Linked DNA regions of Homo sapiens: region 2 is linked to region 1. A link is an interaction called in ENCODE POLR2A ChIA-PET data of the cell type or tissue named here. Cell type or tissue: PC-9. All regions are shown on one strand. Each heading gives the region's core, and the rest is flanking DNA. Links, peaks and the distances in the headings are about the cores only.

What was found. Peaks named below come from ENCODE experiments on the same cell type or tissue, not always from the same donor. Only the 100,000 strongest peaks of a DNase experiment are listed, where the experiment ranks them.
Region 2: POLR2A ChIA-PET joins it to region 1 with 6 read pairs; 2 of 35 experiments call an interaction of 5 or more read pairs at or near these places.

Annotation. Positions count from the first base shown.
Region 1 is chr2:96,885,989-96,891,325 of GRCh38, forward strand. All of the region lies in intron 14 of FAM178B (family with sequence similarity 178 member B), which reads right to left. Among named protein-coding and RNA genes, the nearest start is that of SEMA4C, 19 kb to the left of the region's middle. RefSeq lists an enhancer at 1,614-2,169 and a silencer at 4,904-5,198. In PC-9, for the core only: no CTCF peak of the experiment used is centred there; DNase peaks (open chromatin) are centred at 463, 1,833 and 2,703; H3K4me3 peaks cover 951 bases; H3K27ac peaks cover 2,302 bases.
Region 2 is chr2:96,715,770-96,721,106 of GRCh38, forward strand. All of the region lies in intron 4 of LMAN2L (lectin, mannose binding 2 like), which reads right to left. Among named protein-coding and RNA genes, the nearest start is that of LMAN2L, 22 kb to the right of the region's middle. In PC-9, for the core only: no CTCF peak of the experiment used is centred there; no DNase peak of the experiment used is centred there; H3K27ac peaks cover 985 bases.

The DNA.
Region 1 (5,337 bases), core at 49-5,048:
ATGGCTTCCCCTTCTTGTCTCGCTTTTTCACTTACTGAATTGTCTCCGCGGTGTTGGCACGTCTGGCCAGAGCCTGGGACTGCCCTCCTCATCCTTCCCACCAACACCAGAGCACAAGGCCACTGCCCGTGACTGAACCACAGGGATGCTGCACACGTCCAGGGATCCTGTCCTTTCCCTTCCTTTGTAAGAGTGTCCCAGCCTCCTGTCCCCTACACTCAGACCAAACTGTTCCATGGTGGTGACTCCAGCCCTGACTCGAGGGGTGAACGTGTATCCCAGGCTGGCCATTCACTGTATGCTAGCTTGCCAATGTGACTGGCTTAGAGACGGGCACCTGACCCAAACCAAGCCAATGAGACGCCATTCTGGTTACGATTCGAGGGCCGAAGCTCTTTCTTGTCCAGGAAGAGTTAAAGGATGAGGAGACCCAGGTAGAGTGTTAGGTTAGAAGCTGAGTCACTTGCCTAGGGCTGCTGAGGGAAGGCTGTTGAGCCTGGAGGAGGGGAGAGCCTGCCTGGGAAGGCGCCAAGGGCCAGAGCCCGGAGGAGGAGGGTGTGACACTGAGGTTTTTTGACACTGTTTAGCCCTTGGGTCCCTCTAAGTCTGATGAACTGTCCCAGGGCTTTCCAGGATTTGTGTTTGTGTTTCCGTCACTAAAAACTCCTGGCAAAGACAGGGAAGAAGGGACAGAAAACGTGATGCGCAGAGAGCACTTGAGAAGGCCATGGTCGGCCTGGGAGCTGTTCCTGCAGACTGAGGATGGCGTGTAAGGGACCTTCCCCACTGTGCTTGGCCGTCTTCGGTGCACAGCTGGGAGCCTCAAACACTGCAGCCTTGAACTTCTGGGCTCAAGCCATCCTCCCGAGTAGCTAGGACCATAGGCGTATGCCACCGTGTCGTGTTAACACCAAACCTGGCTCATTTTTAAAAAAAAACCTTTTGGCCGGGCGCGGTGGCTCACGCCTGTAATCCCAGCACTTTGGGAGGCAGAGGCGGGCGGATCACGAGGTCAGGAGATCGAGACCATCCTGGTTAACATGGTGAAACCCCATCTCTACTAAAAATACAAAAAAATTAGCCAGGCGTGGTGGTGGGCGCCTGTAGTTCCAGCTACTCGGGAGGTTGAGGCAGGAGAATGGCGTGAATCCAGGAGGCGGAGCTTGTAGTGAGCCAAGATCATGCCACTGCACTCCAGCCTGGGCAACACAGCGAGACTCTATCTCAAACAACAACAACAACAACAACAACAAACCGTTTGCAGAAATAAGGTCTCGCTATGTTGTGCAGGGTGGTCTATGAACACCTAGCTTCAGATGATCCTCCTGCCTCAACCTCTGAAAGTGCTGAAATTACAGGCTTGAGCCACTGTATCTAGACAGGGTGAGGCATTTCAGGGGGAGCCATGGGGGTTGTGCCTGAGGTGAGACTCTGGATTGACCCTAAAAGGTAGCTGTTCAAGTATGTGAAGCAAGATGTAAACAAGCCACGGGTTGAGCCATGCCCGTAGCAATCCAAGGACGGGAGAGACAGTCTGGGCTCCGCAGGAAGGAGGGACAGCAGGAGCAAAGACGCGGCGTTGAGAACAGAGCGTTTCTGGGAGAGCATCACTGCTTGGATTCAAATGTCGCAGTGTGATGTGCAGCAGTGAAGCCATGCATTGGGCCAGCTGGCGGAGGCTCTGGATTGCAGTTTCATACGATGTGACAGGCACTAGAGTCTATTTTCCTAACTCAGAACGAGAAGAAGATAATCCACAGCGTTGTCCAGGAAGAGTTAAAGGATGAGGAGACCCAGGTAGAGTGTTAGGTTGGAAGCTGATGAGTCACTTGCCTAGGGAGAGAGGCCCCGAAGGGTCTCCGGGAGGACTGGGCCTGGGTGGGGTGGGGCAGGGAGCAGGCCCGGGTGCTGCCAAGGCCCTGAGCAAAAGCTGGCTGAAGAATGCAAGCCTGCCTCCGCAGCTTAACTCTCTCACTTCAAGCCTGCCTCCGCAGCTTAACTCTCTCACTTCAAGCCTGCTCGTACACTTGCAAAGAAACCAGAATTTCTGGGACCCAAACAAAGCTGGCCTGAGCCTGGGCCCTGCCTGGCTTTGGGATGCCCAGAAGTACTGGCCTGTCCCCAGATCTGTAGAGGTCCCCCTCTCCTGGAGGGTCAGCTTCCCAGAGGCCATCTCTTTGAGGTTTATTTTTAAAGATGTCTGATGTTCTGTACTTTGGAGGAAGTAAGACAGAACCAACCACAGATTAGACAGGAGAGGAACTCACAAGTTCTGAATATCCATTTTCTGTTCCTCAAAACCAGTCGGTTTCCTCCCAGCCCTCCTGACCTTGGCCTGACCAAGGTCCCCAGCCCAGTGGGGCAGTAAGGAAGAGACAGACACTTCCAGGTGGGAAGGCAGAGAGCATGGCGAGAATGGAGAAAGAGGCTCCACCTGCCTTTCAGGGGGACAGAGGGTAAGTGGCCTGTGCCCAGGGGAACACATGTCCCATTGCTGGAGTTGAGCATGCCAGCAAGAGAGGGCAGAGGCAAGCACACAGCTGCCAGAGGGCAGCGGCCCCCTCCCTGCCTAGCCCTGCAGTGAGAGCCAGGCCTTTCTCCACAACCTCCCATTAAGGCGGCCCTTGGCAGGGTCACCCAGCACAGGGACAGACAACTGCAGTTACAGCAGCGGGAGCGAAGCAGTAAAACTTGTTTGCCAACTCTATCAACACACGCGGCACACCACAAGGATATACAGGAGATGTGCACAGCACGCACTTATGCACAAACACACAGCAGAGGCCACACCCTCTGCAGAACATGAGCAGAGCTACTCAGAATGAGCATGAACGCAGTGGAGTTGGCACAGCTGGGCTGAGTTTATCCCAGAGCATCACCCAATCCCTGGAGCACACCCCCCCTCCCCGCCAACAACTCCATTCTGTACAAATGCACTTCTCCAATAAACAAGCCACACATCCCCAGGCCTCAGGAGCATGAGCTGGGGACCTTAAGTGGTGTGCACCTCGAGAAAGCTGACTAGAGCCACTCGCGCTCAGTCGGGGGCCTTGATCTGGGTGGTGCCCCCGCAGGGACCATAACAGGTGCAGAACCCACAGACTGCCCCTTAGCTGTTATCCACTGGGGACATCATCTGGCTGGGAGGAGGACATGCCCAGAGGGCAGCTGGGGAGATGGGGACCAGGCTCCTGGTGCCTGACTCTGCCCCAGCTCTGGGACCATCCCCCTTTGTGGTCCTTAGTTTCTTTCCATACAATGGGAAATAATTAACAACTTCACAGTCCCCAAATTTAACCAACCGGGAGAAAAACTTCCATCCCACCATAAAGATCCTTGTACTATATGCCTCCCAAATCCCTAAGGGGAAAAACAGAATTAAAAAACCTCATCAATAGAACATCAGTAGGCCCGGTGCGGTGGCTCATACCTGTAATTCCAGCACTGTGGGAGGCCGAGGCAGGTGGATCACCTGAGGTCAGGAGTTTGAGACCAGCCCGGCCAACATGGTGAAACCCCATCTCTACAAAAATACAAAAATTAGCCGGGCATGATGGTGGGCACCTGTAATCTCAGCTACTTGGAAGGCTGAGGCAGGAGAATCGCTTGAACCTGGGAGGCAGAAGTTGCAGTGAACCAAGATTGTGCCATTGCACTCCAGCCTGGGTGACAGAGCAAGACTCTGTCTCAAATAAATAAATAAATAAATAAATAAATAAATAAATAAATAAATACAAAAAAAAATAGAGCATCAGTAGAGCAAAAAGAAAAGCAAGAAATGATAAGGAAGTGTGGTAACGAGGAGTATAATATGCAATAGCAGGTTTTGACAGCCAAAATATCAATAATCTCGATGGAATTGAATTGGGGCCCGTTGAGATGGCTCATGCCTGTAATCCCAGCACTTTGGGAGGCTGAGGTGGGAGGACTGCTTGAGCTCAGGAGTTTGTGACCAGCCTGGGCAACGTGACAAAACCCCATCTTTATTAAAAAAAAAAAAAAATTGGCTGGGCGTGGTGGCTCACACCTGTAATCCTAGCACTTTGGGAGGCCGAGGTGGGCAGATCACCTGAGGTCATGAGTTCGAGACCAGCCTGGCCAACATGGCAAAACCCGTCTCTACTAAAAATACAAAAATTAGCCAGGCATGGTGGCACGCGCCTGTAATCCCAGCTACTTGGGAGTCTCAGGCACGAGAATCGCTTGAACCTGGGAGGTGGAGGTTGCAGTGAGCCGAGATCCAGTCAGTCACTGCACTCCAGCCTAGGCGACAGAGCAAGACTCCGTCTCAATCAATCAATCAATCAAGCAATATAAATAAATAAATAATTAGCCCGGTGTGGTAGCATGTGCCTGTCCCAGCTACTTGGGACGCTGAGGTAGGAGGATCTATTGAGCCTGAGAAGGCGAGGCTGCAGTGAGCCTTGATGGCGCCACTGCATTCCAGCCTGAGCAATAGAGTGAGACAGGCCCTGTTTAAAAAAAAGAGTGAATAGGCCATGACCTCCATGACCCTGAGCCCTGAGGCTGGATAGAACACACCAGAAAACATCTGGCCAGATATGGTTTATACAAGTCAGCTACGAGGAAATAAACTGCCCCAAGAAGACCCTGGTTCTGGGTTGGTGGGCTCAGGTGGTAGCTTGGAGAGACAGTGGCAAATTGAGTCAAGTTATGCAATGTTTTTCTGCCTGCGGCCAAAAGAACAGTCTCCCTTGATTGCCTGGGAAGGCAACTGGGGCGAATTGGTATCCATGGGCCAAAGGGAGTACTTAGAGGCCAACTCTAAGTATTAAACTCTCCTGTGTTAACTCTCCCACAGGAAAACACCCTCTACCACTGTCAGCCAAATAAGCCCTCTGCCTCTCACATGGCTGTACCAGACCCCCAAGCATCACTCCAAACCAGATGTTTACTCTTCTCTGAGAATAAAGCCCAGATCAAACCAGGCATGCACAGGGCCATAGATAACCAAAAGCGGCTCAGCTTTGTTTTCTTTATCCAGAAGCTCTTCAAAATGCTAAAAACGTTATCAGCTCACTAAGCGGGATAGTCCACAGAAGCTCTTATAGTCCATATAAGCTCTGCCTGCTCAGCTAGGACTGTGGTCAAAGCCAGGACACACGGCCAGTGCAGGCATCTATGTTGCCCCTGATTCACTCCAGTTCCTGACCCCCATGCACAGCTGCAGCAGGAGCTCATGGCTTCCTTTGCTGAAGTACTTGGTGCTTTCCCAGGCAGGACCTCACTAGCTTATAATTACAAACGATGTGCTGGGATTGGTTCTGCCACATGCAGGTAATACTTCTTTAGTCCAGAGCCTCCTGCAGGAGAAGG
Region 2 (5,337 bases), core at 218-5,217, 170 kb before region 1:
TTTATGGATTCTAGGCTAAAATTCCAAATGGCCTCTGTAATTAGGGAGACCTGAGTTCTAACTGCAGTTATGTCACTTATAGCTGTGTAACCCTTCGGTGGATTACATCACCTCTTTGAGATTCTATTTCCTCACTGTAAACAGAACAATACAAAGCTCACAGGGTTCATTATGAAGATGAAATGAGATATGCGAAGCATTTAGTACAATGTCTTGGTGTTCAGGAGGGAGTCAATAAACATTCAATCAGTGACTAGTGTATTTCTAGATACAAATATCGTTCACAGGTACTCATATATATATAAACACAAAGCCAAACATACATCTTCTAAAGCACGAATTCCCAGACCACTGGCTGTGATCAACCATTAATATTTCCAAAAATATTTTGGAGAGTATTAGATTTGGCTTCTTTTTATTGCCTACTAAAAATATTAAAATACAATAATGACAGAACAATCATCTATAATAAACATCATTTTACAAAGGGACACTTTAACACCAAAAGATGAGAGAGAACAATGTAATTTCATAATGAAACAACTGAATACATTTAGCACTTAAGAAAAAGAACTTCATTATTATGATTCTTGCACCAGTGAAAACTCTGTTACCACACAACTGGAGTTCATACACTGGCATCTAGGAGCCACTCTTTTAGAGCAGTGTTTCCATCTCAAACCATACCATTGTCTAGTAAGCTGACCATTTGCTTTTGGGAACCCAGATGTGAAGAAGTGAAGGAGGGGAGAGGAAGAGAGAACAGAACTAAGATGTTTGCAAAATGTCCCTTAGGAATCCACTGAATGGTGTGAATAATAGCTGGTGTTTATTGAGCACTTAGTCTGTGCCAGGCACTGAACTCAGTAATGAGCCCTTCTGCATTTAATTCTCACAATCCTATGAGGTAGTATCAGTACTCCTCATTTCACAGGTAAAAAACTTGTCCAGGATAACACAGGCATTAAGTAGTGAAATCAGGATTTGAAACCAAGTATTCTGGCTCCAGAGCCCTGACTCAATCACTGGGATACACTGCTTTCAATATCTCTCAATATGGAAAAATGTTTCATATGTATTATTTTTTTAAAATCAGGTCTAAACAGTATGTACTCTGAAGCACAAAGAGAACGCTGAGAATAGTTCCAGATTAAAGGAGAGTAACAACTGAATACAACACAGGATCTGGGACTTTCTTTCATTATAAAGGACATATTGGGACAATAGGTGAAATATGAATAAGGCCTGCAGATTAGATAATGGTATTGTTACAAATGTTAACTTCCTGATTTTGATCACTGTGCTGTGGCTACATAAAATAACTTTTTTTTTTAAACACACACACACACACAAGTATTTAGGATTAAGGAGACATCATGAGAGCAATTTACTCTTAGTTCAGAAAAAAAGACACACAAGCACAAACATACACGCAAGACACATACACACAGACACACACACACAAAGAAAGAGGTTAAAGAAAAGGATGGCCAGGTGTGGTGGCTCACACCTATAATCCCAGCACTTTGGGAAATGAAGGTGGGAGGATTGCTTGACCCTAGGAGTTTGAGACCAACCTGGGCAACATGGCAAAACCCCATCTCTACAAAAAGATAGCTGGGCTTGGTGGCATGCACCTGTAGTCCCAGCTACTTGGGAGGCTGAGATGGGAGGCTCTATTGAGCCTGAGAAGTTGAGGCTACACTAAGCTGTGATTGTGCCACTGCACTCCACCCTGGGTGACAAAACCAAACCCTGTGTCGGAAAAAAAAAAAAAAAAAAAAGGACGGCCAGGCGCAGTAGCTCACACCTGTAACCCCAGCACTTTGTGAGGCCGAGGCAGGTGGATCACCTGAGGTCGGGAGTTCGAGACCAGCCTGACCAACACGGAGAAACCCCGTCCCTATTAAAAATACAAAATTAGACGGGCATGGTGTCATATGCCTGTAATCCCAGCTACTCAGGAGGCTGAGGCAGGAGAATCGCTTGAACCCAGGAGGCAGAGGCCACAGTGGGCCAAGATCGTGCCACTATACGCCAGTCTGGGCAACAAGAGCAAAACTCTGTCTCTAAAAAAAAAAAAAAAAATAGGGACAAAGCAAATGTAGTAAAACATTAACATTTTCGGAAATCTGGGTGAAGAACATTCCAAAATTCTCTTGTTATATTTTTTCCCCCTAAAGGACCAACTTTTTTTTCTTTTGAGATGAAGTCTCACTCTTGTCCTCCAGGCTGGAGTGCAATGGCGCGATCTCGGCTCACTGCAACCTCCACCTCCCGGGTTCAAGCGATTCTCCTGCCTCAGCCTCCCAACTAGCTGGGATTACAGGCACCTGCCACCAAGCCCGGCTAATTTTTGTATTTTTAGTACAGACAGGGTTTCACCATGTTGGCCAGGCTAGTCTCAAACTCCTGACCTCAGGTGATCCACCCGCCTTGGCTTCCCAAAGTGCTGGGATTACAGGCGTGAGCCACTGTGCGTGGCCGGTTGTATTCTTATAACTTAATCATAAGCACAAAATTATTATCAAATAAAGATTAATCTGAATCTAGTATTTACCATACAATTTTTCTGCTTTTCTCAATTTTTCTATATATCTGCAATTTTTTAAACATTTAAAAAGGTTTTAAAAACAGTATTTACAACATGATACAATGTCTTTGTTTTTAAAGATGTTTGTACGCTTTTGTTTTTTCAGCATTTTCTAATTCTCCTGTAATGTATATAAAAATAATTAACAAAACAAATGCCTTCTACTAGATGCTACTAAATGTGAAGCATCTCCCACCACACCTCCATTTCATCCTCCCTGGGATCACTAGCGGAACACACTGTCACTTACACACGTAGACCTGTCACTTTTTCAAAGCTGTATAAGCTGCTGGTCCTACAATAATCTTCATCTAGCCCTTTATGCAGAAATCCAGACAAAGAGGAGACAATACCCATCCTATTTAAAGTGAAAAGAAGATCAGTGAGATTCGTTACACATTACTAGGCAGCCTGAGAAGGCCCTTGCTCTGTAAGCCCCCAGACTCCCACAAAGCTATGCTAGGGACTCTGTCCCCAGGACTCACAGCTTCTCAACTGGAGGACACAGAAAAGTGGCACTTCCAGGTCTGGAAACCTTCATATAATTGAATATCATCACGCTCTCTTAAGAAACTCACGGAATGATCTCAATCTCATTTATCTTAGTCCTCAAATCAAGTAATTTGAGGACTTCAATAAAGAGTACTCCAAAATCAGGAGACTAAATTTGAGGTGTGCCCCAAGCACTGACCTTTATAACCTACCCACCCAGATTACAAGTACCAAGTTTCAGAATAGAGCCCATTATGTATGTCTTTATTTCACTGCTGACCATCATTCTGATAGTATGTCAATACTTCTTGTTAATGAGAAGAGCCATCAATTCTATAGAACAGGAGATCTTCAGATCTCCTAAAATCATGTCAACTCTTCTGTGTACATGCCTCTTTCTTGGGTCCAACACTTTAATCAGAGTCTCGAAAGGGTCAAAGCCCAAAGAAAAGAACTAACCCAGGAATAAGCATCCTCTGGAGCACTGGCCCTTGCTTTCTTCCTTTCTCCCTCTTTCACTGTCTCAGAAAAGAAACATGTTAAAATTCTCTCTGCCAACAGTAAAGAGACCACTTTGGGATCAGTGTCTTCATCAAGACAAAGACTTAAGGGGACTGAGTGTGGTGGCTCATGCCTGTAATCCTAGCACTTCGGGAGGCCAAGGGAGGAGGTCACTTGAGTCCAAGAGTTCAAGACCAGCCTTGAAAACATAGCAAGACCGTATCTCTACAAAAAAAAAAAAATTTTTTTTCTTTTTTTGACACAGAGTCTCACTCTGTTGCCCATGCTGGAGTGCAGTGGCGTAATCTCGGCTCACTGCAACCTCCGCCTCCCAGGTTCAAACAATTCTTCTGCCTCAGCCTCCCAAGAAGCTGGGATTATAGGCATGCGCCATATCCCAGCTAATTGTTGTATTCTTATTAGAGACAGGGTTTCACCATGTTGGCCAGGCTGGTCTCGAACTCCTGACCTCAAGTGCTGGGATTATAGGCATTGGCCACTGCACCTGGCCAAAAAAAGTAAAAATTAACCTGGCATGATGGCCACCTGTAGTCCCAGTTATTCAGAAGGCTGAGGCAGGAAGACTGCTTAAGCCTAGGAGTTCGAGGCTGCAGTGAGCTATCACTGTGCCACTGCACTCCATCCTGGGCGATAGAATGCAAGACTCAGTCTCAAAAGAAAAAAAAAAGACTTGAGGAAATGTTTTTTTAACTGGATGGCATGGTATTGTTAAATTTTCTTCCAGTTCAAAGGAGGAAAAAACAATCATCACATCAAAAAAAAGTATGAGGAGTATCTCAAAGTATGGGGAATACCTCAAAAACAACTCCCAAGCTCTTCTCCCCACTCTCTAGCTATTTCTGCCTCCCCAGGGGTGAGGCCCAAACATCTCACAGAAAAGAATGAAGGCCAAGACCGCAACGGTTACACTCTGTGCTCTCATTCCAGGAAGGCCTCTTCTCATTCATTACGCTCTGATTTCAACGGAAGCACATTGTAGCTCCAAGATTGCTACTGACTTCCCTGCAACTTTTCACCAACATCTGGGTAGGTTTGTGTGAGAAAGTGATGATCATCAGCTGATGACTTGATAGTGCAAGATAATCAGGTTATCTTTACCTTTTTTTTTTTTTTGATTTTTTGTAGAGATGAGGACTTGCTATGTTGCCTAGGCTGGTTTCAAACTCCTGGACTCAAGCTATCTTCCTGCCTTGGCTTCCCAAAGTGCTGGGATTATAGGCACGAGCTACTGTGCCTGCCCACTGGTGATCTTTTAATCAACATTAAAAAATAACTACAATACAGCCAGGCGCGGTGACTCACGCCTGTAATCCCAGTGCTTTGGGAGGCTGAGGCGGGCAAATCACAAGGTCAGGAGTTCGAGACCAGCCTGGGCAACATGGTGAAACCTCGTCTCTACTAAAAATACAAAAATTAGCCAGGCGTGGTGGCAGGCACCTGTAATCCCAGCTACTCGGAATGCTGAGGCAGGAGAATCACTTGAACCTGGGAGATGGACGTTGCAGTGAGCCAAGATCACGCCACTGCACTCCAACCTGGGCGACAGGGTGAGACTCAGTCTCAAAAAAAATAAATAAAATAAATAACTACAACACTGAGATATAATTCACAGTCCACACAATTCACTTAAAGTATATAATTCAATGGCATTTAGTATATTCAGAGTTAAGATTATGATTACCACAACCAATTTTAAAACATTTTCATCACCCCAAAAAAAAATCTCATGC